2 separate regions of the Homo sapiens genome follow, and region 2 is linked to region 1. The links are chromatin contacts, found by Hi-C or POLR2A ChIA-PET in ENCODE. All regions are on one chromosome and are shown on one strand. Each heading gives the region's core, a stretch centred on a gene start or an enhancer-like site at or near the end of the contact. The rest is flanking DNA. Distances are from core to core; before and after follow the strand shown.

Region 1 (3,142 bases), core at 105-2,604:
ATCAGCTGCCATCCACTTGCAAGAAGAGTTTTGCAAGTGCCAGGGAAGGGAAGTGGTCCTTTGTTTCTAAAGTGCTACTGGGAAAATGAATTCCTAACAGTTCCTGGACAATGCAATGGTTCGGGTTCAGAAGAGCTTCATTTACACAAAGATATGGCCAAAGCCACATAGAATAATCTTGGAGAATGACACCTTTTCCATGTCTGTTTATGAGATTACAGACCCAAATGTCTACGGAGACTCGGTAAGTAAGAAAAATTAGGGAAACTGGATAAGAAATTCTTTAATCCAAGGAAAATAGACTTGGTCTTATGTTGCTCTTGGTTTTTTCTTTTGCAGTTTTACTTTCAGATAGAAACAAAGAACAAAGAATTATCTCCCCTCTGTGGGAAAAACAACAGTGCAAGTGCAAAGCAAAAAAGCTGTCACTCGTCTTCATGGGGGAGGTGGGCAACAGGGCATGGTGGGGACTGCGGCAGAACAGAGAGCACACACCCCACCTAAAGGAAATATCTGTCATTCAGCTCAACCGGTAGCTGGCATGCGGGAAGGCATGATCAGCAGTTAAAGATTTTTTTCAGTTTTAAACTGTTGCCTCAAACACTATTCAAGCCAAACCAAGCATGTCTGTGGACCACCAGTTTGCAACTTCTGTTGTCTGTGTCTTCCTCTGAATCTATCTGAGCTTCACCCTAGGTCATCATTACATGTTATAAAGTCATCCATCTCATGCATTAAGACCAACAATGAAGGATGCCTGTCTATATTCTTGATTCACCTTACAGTCAAACTCAGGAGAGTATCTCCAGGTCATCCACAAAGGAGGAACTTGGGCTACTTCCCTTTTTCTTCCAATACTCAAGGACACAGTGCCATCACTGGAAGGCAATGGTAATCTACTATTTGGAGACAGAACATATGAATCTGCACTACTATGCGTGCTCTGATGTAATAAACCATTGAGGTCCTTCTGCAAGACCTTTGTGCATGGAAAGAATTAATAATATGCCATGATAATCTGGGTGTGGTACAGGTGAGAGACAGAGGAAGTAAGAAACCAGAAGATGCTGCAACTGGCAGCCCCCAAACCACAGGTAGATTTACTGAGTGTTTATTATGTGCTAACCACTGTGCTAAGGACTTTACTTGTATTATCATTCATTCTTCACAATAACTGTATGAAGTAGACACTACCATTATTTCTTCTTTTAAAAGTGAAAAGACTGAGACTCACATAAATTACTTGCATAATGTCACACCACTAGTAAGTGCCAAAGCCTGCACTTGAACCCAGGTGTGCCTGAATCTAAAGCAAAGCCCATGCTTTAATGACAATGTTGTACTGCCCCCCTGTGCATGTAGCATACATGTCCTGGGATCCAGAAAGACCAGCATCTTAAGGAGAAGAAGAAAGGAAGGAAGGAGGGAGGGAGGGAAGGAGAGTTGGAAAGAGGAGGGAGGGAGGAAGCAAGGGTCAACCCTCTAAGAAGGTTTTGGAAGTAGCTTCTAATCAATTATTTAGAAAGGATCTGATCCTCTCAGCACTTTGGGATGCCGAGGCGGGTGGATCGCGAGGTCAGGAGATCGAGACCATCCTGGCTAACACGGTGAAACCCCGTCTCTACTAAAAATACAAAAAAATTAGCCAGGTGCGGTGGCAGGCGCCTGTAGTCCCAGCTACTTGGGAGGCTGAGGCAGGAGAACGGCACGAACCCGGGGGGCGGAGCTTGCAGTGAGCGGAGATTGCGCCACTGCACTCCAGCCTGGGCGACAGAGCAGGACTCCGTATCAAAAAAAAAAAAAAAAAAAAAAGGATCTGATCCTAATAAATGAATGAATCATAACCTATTAAAGCCTGCAACCTTAGTATTTTTAGAGGAATGTTCCTAAAATAATTAGGATCATAGCAATAATAATAGTCTAAAAAGTAGGTATCACCAACCACATCAGATAAGTTCTTACATTTTTATGAGAGACTGAAGTCGTAAAACATCGGGAAGCCCAAAGACATCTTTGGCATATTAAATTGCATGGCTCTTAAATGCAACAGATATTGACTGAGTTCCTATTATGTGCCAGTCATCATGCTAGGTATCAGGGACATAGAAGCAAGCAAATGTTAACACACTGCACAAGGACAAGGCATTATTCACTGATGGGATGAGTGAGACTCAAGGAGAATGCAAATACCTGTTACTACTATTGATAACAAACTATGAAAATATAGCTTCTGTTTCATGTATTTTTTTTTCATTTTTACTATTCTATCTCACAATCAACAGAAATGTACATAAGTGGAATGTACTGGTTGAACTGTTTCTTCTATCCAGAATTACATAATAGCTCATTTTTGGTTTTGATTTTAAAAAGACAAACTCATTTTATATTTAGAAATTGGTAAATAAACTGGTATATTCAACCAATAAAACTCCATATTTCACCAGGCAGACTAAAGAGTAAAAATAGGGTTGCCTCAATCACCCTCCCAATCAAGTCCATTAACCACCATACCCCATTCTTTGTTAAACCAGAATCAAACAGCAAACAGGCATGCTCTCATTTAATTAAAAGAAAAAAAAAAACTCCATGACAAGTTCAAACTACATGAATTCTAAGACTCCAAGAACTTCTCCACTAACTTATTTTACAGAACAGCCAAAAAGCAATTCAGAAACTATGGTATCGTCTCCCAACTCAAGTCATGGAAGTCAGAGTCATATAACACCCTCTGAGGAAGGAAAACTCCATTTCCTGCCTGAAATGTCATGGCATTGAGACCAGCACTCTAATCCAACCAGCAGGAAGGCAAAATAAAATATTATTTCAAACAAGGGGTGAGAAGGGGAGGGAGGGGAAGTCTGAAACCAGGAAAAATGGATTCATGTGTTGCAAAAGATAAAGGCACGTTGCACCAGGAGGGAAAAGTAGGACTGCCAGGTTCTCAGCACACACAGGACAGTGAAATCACTCATCTTTTCTGCACCATCCTAAATAAGCCATTCCTAAAGCAAAGGGCCTGGCACTTTAGTTCAAAGAGCCAGGTAAAGGGTAATGTTTAAACAGAGGCCCAACTAACTGAGCATGTTTGTTTTTGCAAGAAAGTGGGTATGAATGATTTGTGATGAAAGGGTGGGAGGAAGGA
Region 2 (3,231 bases), core at 214-2,713, 210 kb before region 1:
GCAGGAAACTGACATGAACGGCAAGTGTCCACAGCCCACTGACAATATCTGAACCCAATTCTAGTTGAGTGGAGGAAAGGAACTTGAGTTTCTATACTTAAATTAAGAGGAAGGATGGAAGTCAGTCAAAATTAAAAGCCAGTTTGTGGATTCCAAACAGTGATATGCATTCCACAAGTGGGACACAAAATAATTCTAAGGTGGGATATGGATGACCACTTTCCATCTTAATGGTTACATGTTTATTTTAACATATATTAGAGAATAATACAGTGAGACCATTGAAGTCGTGTTCTTAGAGGTCTTATGTATCAGGATGAAGCCAGGGAAAGAAGTGAGTTGCTTTAAGGTTAACTTAAAGAAGTATATTAAATAAGTCACAGTGCATGAGCTATGTGGCTGTGGCACAAATGGTGAATGAGGGGTTATGTACATGACTGGCATTTGGGAAGCACTGAGCTAGGTGTGTCAGGAGGCCTCAAACTGAAATCACTGTTATATGGAAATATATACCTTTTTTCACAAATTATTACATTTGCATAATCGTTACCTGTACTTTAATGCCAAACAGTAAATTCAGCAAAGTGCTAGGATAAAGTTTTCTGTCTTTGTCCATAGACCAGACAAAGAGAAAGGTGAAGTGTGTGAAAACTTCACAGTGCATTATCATCTGCTCACCCGACAGTGACGGGTGGCTGGATTACAACCTGGGAGGGAGCAGGTCCCAGCAGAACCTTCCAGCTCCTAGCTCAGTCTTCCCCAGTCAACTCTCCCACTGCCCCCCCACAGGGTGCCTTCCATGCCGGTTTGGATAGTATGCTAGCTTCGCAGAAAAAAAGGGGTCTCTAAAACAAACCAATATATACACACAGACACCCATATAAATTGCAGTTAAAGAACACACAGACTTGCAGTTAAAATGTTTATTCTCTGAGAAAGGAGGGAAAGTTAGGCTCCCTACAAATATCTGAGCATATCTGTATGCTCCGGTCATGTTTCCAGGGAGCATTTCCTAACATTTAGAGAAAGGCCCTATTGTTCACTGTCTTCTCCTTTTGCATCCCCTGTCTACCATCTGCAGACATGGACAGAGCAGCTTGCTCTGCAGCTGAGACAGACCTGCTTTCACACATCCTTAACTTTCATCCTCTGCCTTGTGTGATAAAATTAATCTTGGACAAAGATCTAGCTGATTTTCTCCTGATCTCCATCTTCATTCTTATGAGCTCCCAGAGAATGCTTTAAAGCCTATTCCAAAGCTGCTTCTGCTTCATTCTAACCACATACCCAGCACTATTTTAAGCTTAGGGAATTTACCAATACTGTCTAGCCTCTCCTAATCTACACCGTACACTGATAAGTACAAAACATTAGGTGACCGTGGCTGTCCTGGAAACCTGAGAAGCACATTACCCCATAGCCTGATGCCTCATTCATTCAGCAGGTGTGAGTGAGGCCAGTTCTGTTCCAAGTGTTCCCTGGTACACTCGCAGGGGCCCAGGCCACGTGCAGACCACAGTGAGAATGACCCCAGCCAGATATTTAAAAGGAACACAGGCTACTGTTAGAAGGAAAGCCAATCCCAGGACAGGGTCAAAGTCCTGAAACGTTGTATATCTGTTGACCTAGAAATTATTCTAAGAATTTATCTAAAGAAATGTTCATGAAAAAAGAGCAGATTTAGTTACAAGGATGTTAATAGTAGCTTTACTTATAAAAGCAAAATATTTGAAACAACCCGAATGATGCTAAATATACCAAGGTACAGCCACATGATGAGATTCAATGACATCTTGAAGTGCAGTAAGGGTTTTGGGATGGGGAAGGTTTGCTTTTAGAAGTTATGGTAAGGAAGGCCACTACTTTAGAAATACAAGGGGATTAAATAAGCACCTTTTTGGTGACAAAAAGAAAGATACCAATCCAGATATGAAGCCTCTCCTCTTCAAGGCAAAGTAGCTCACTGTCCTGCCTCTGTCCCTTTACTGTACCTCACAGAAACGAGTTATAATAATGATGATGATGGCAATACCTGTGCCATTACCACCCAGCATTTACTGAGCACTGACTCTGCTCCTGGCAACATTTGAAGGGCCTTAATCCTCAGAACAACCCCATGAAATAGAAAGCATCAACCCTATTTTGCAGAAAAGGAGAATGGGGCCCTGAGATATTAGGTAACTTCCCAAGCCACTCACTGCTGATGAGCAGCAGAGGCAGAATCACACCCAGACGACCTGGGGCCAGAGTGTGTTTAACCACTGTGTTCTGCTACCTCTCTCAATGTGTATATCTCTAATGAAGCAGCTGTGATGCTGACTCACATTTGTAGTCACTTGTCTACCTTCCTTACTCAGTTTTGAACTCCTTAAAGCCAAGGTCCCATGCTTATATTCCCAGTCCCTGGTAGGTGTCGTGTAAACGTCAGCTGCATGAATGAACCATCCTTGGTTATCTGTGTGTGATTAAACGGTAACCAATAATGGTAGTAGCTGCTCTCAGTAATTGGCCCTTGCCATGTCCCAGGCCTTATGCCAGATGCTGAAATGCATAATTTCATTTAATTCGCATAACTTCCTATGAGTGGGTCCTATTATCCCTATTTTACAGATGAGCAAATGGAGGCTCTCTTAGAGCAAAGGCTGAAACAATACTGTATATTTTAGGGGTCAGTACCTGATCATTGCAAAGAACTCAGAAATCCTGAGATGAAAAACGGATGTGATATAATTGTGGTGATAACACACTGGTATTTGGAACAAGTAAGGTATTGTTCCCTAATTAATTCACTAATGAATTTCAAATATTTTTAGGTGTCGACTCCATGCCAGGCACCATGAAAGGTGGAGTAAAAGATCAAGCCGTACAAGGTCCCACCCTCACAGAGTCACATTCTAGTAGGGCATGTGACTCACACTAATGGGTATTTCATTACAACCGAGAAAAGGAAAGGACACTGGATCTATGGGAATTGCTAACAAAAGGGGAGCTTAAGAAGCAGTGCCTGAGCTCAGCTCTTATTGTGTAGGAGCAGGAGGAAAAGAGACTCAGCTGTTTGTCCACAGGTGATCTGGAAAGAGAATCCTCAATGGCAGCCCTTCTCTTTCATTCTCAATAATATTGCTTCCTGTCCTATCAGGGTTACTCAGCAAAGGCACTTGGGAGGGCACAATGATACAGTCTTCAAGGACACAAAAAGCCAGTAGCACACAGAGAAAAGCTGGAAGTGTC

Evidence for each region. Hi-C counts contacts between places; a loop is a spot of excess contacts on that map. ChIA-PET counts read pairs that join two places held with the same protein, here RNA polymerase II (POLR2A). Pooled maps may share reads with other maps.
Region 2: a map of HepG2 shows a loop between it and region 1 (36-fold over the local background). The contact joins two enhancer-like sites. A Hi-C loop is called at or near these places in 2 of 168 maps with a recorded cell type or tissue (HepG2 and endothelial cell of umbilical vein) and 1 of 50 pooled maps. POLR2A ChIA-PET finds 5 or more read pairs at or near these places in 2 of 52 experiments (MCF 10A and activated T-cell).

The regions. Positions count from the first base shown.
Region 1 is chr5:142,922,528-142,925,669 of GRCh38, reverse strand. All of the region lies in intron 10 of ARHGAP26 (Rho GTPase activating protein 26), which reads right to left. Among named protein-coding and RNA genes, the nearest start is that of ARHGAP26-AS1, 55 kb to the right of the region's middle. Within about 2 kb of position 1,354, at least 3 of the 41 ENCODE cell types and tissues checked have a DNase peak (open chromatin) inside an H3K27ac peak, as active enhancers do.
Region 2 is chr5:143,134,176-143,137,406 of GRCh38, reverse strand. The region is part of intron 19 of ARHGAP26 (Rho GTPase activating protein 26); the gene reads right to left. Among named protein-coding and RNA genes, the nearest start is that of ARHGAP26-IT1, 57 kb to the left of the region's middle. RefSeq lists a silencer at 2,323-2,432. Within about 2 kb of position 1,463, at least 4 of the 41 ENCODE cell types and tissues checked have a DNase peak (open chromatin) inside an H3K27ac peak, as active enhancers do.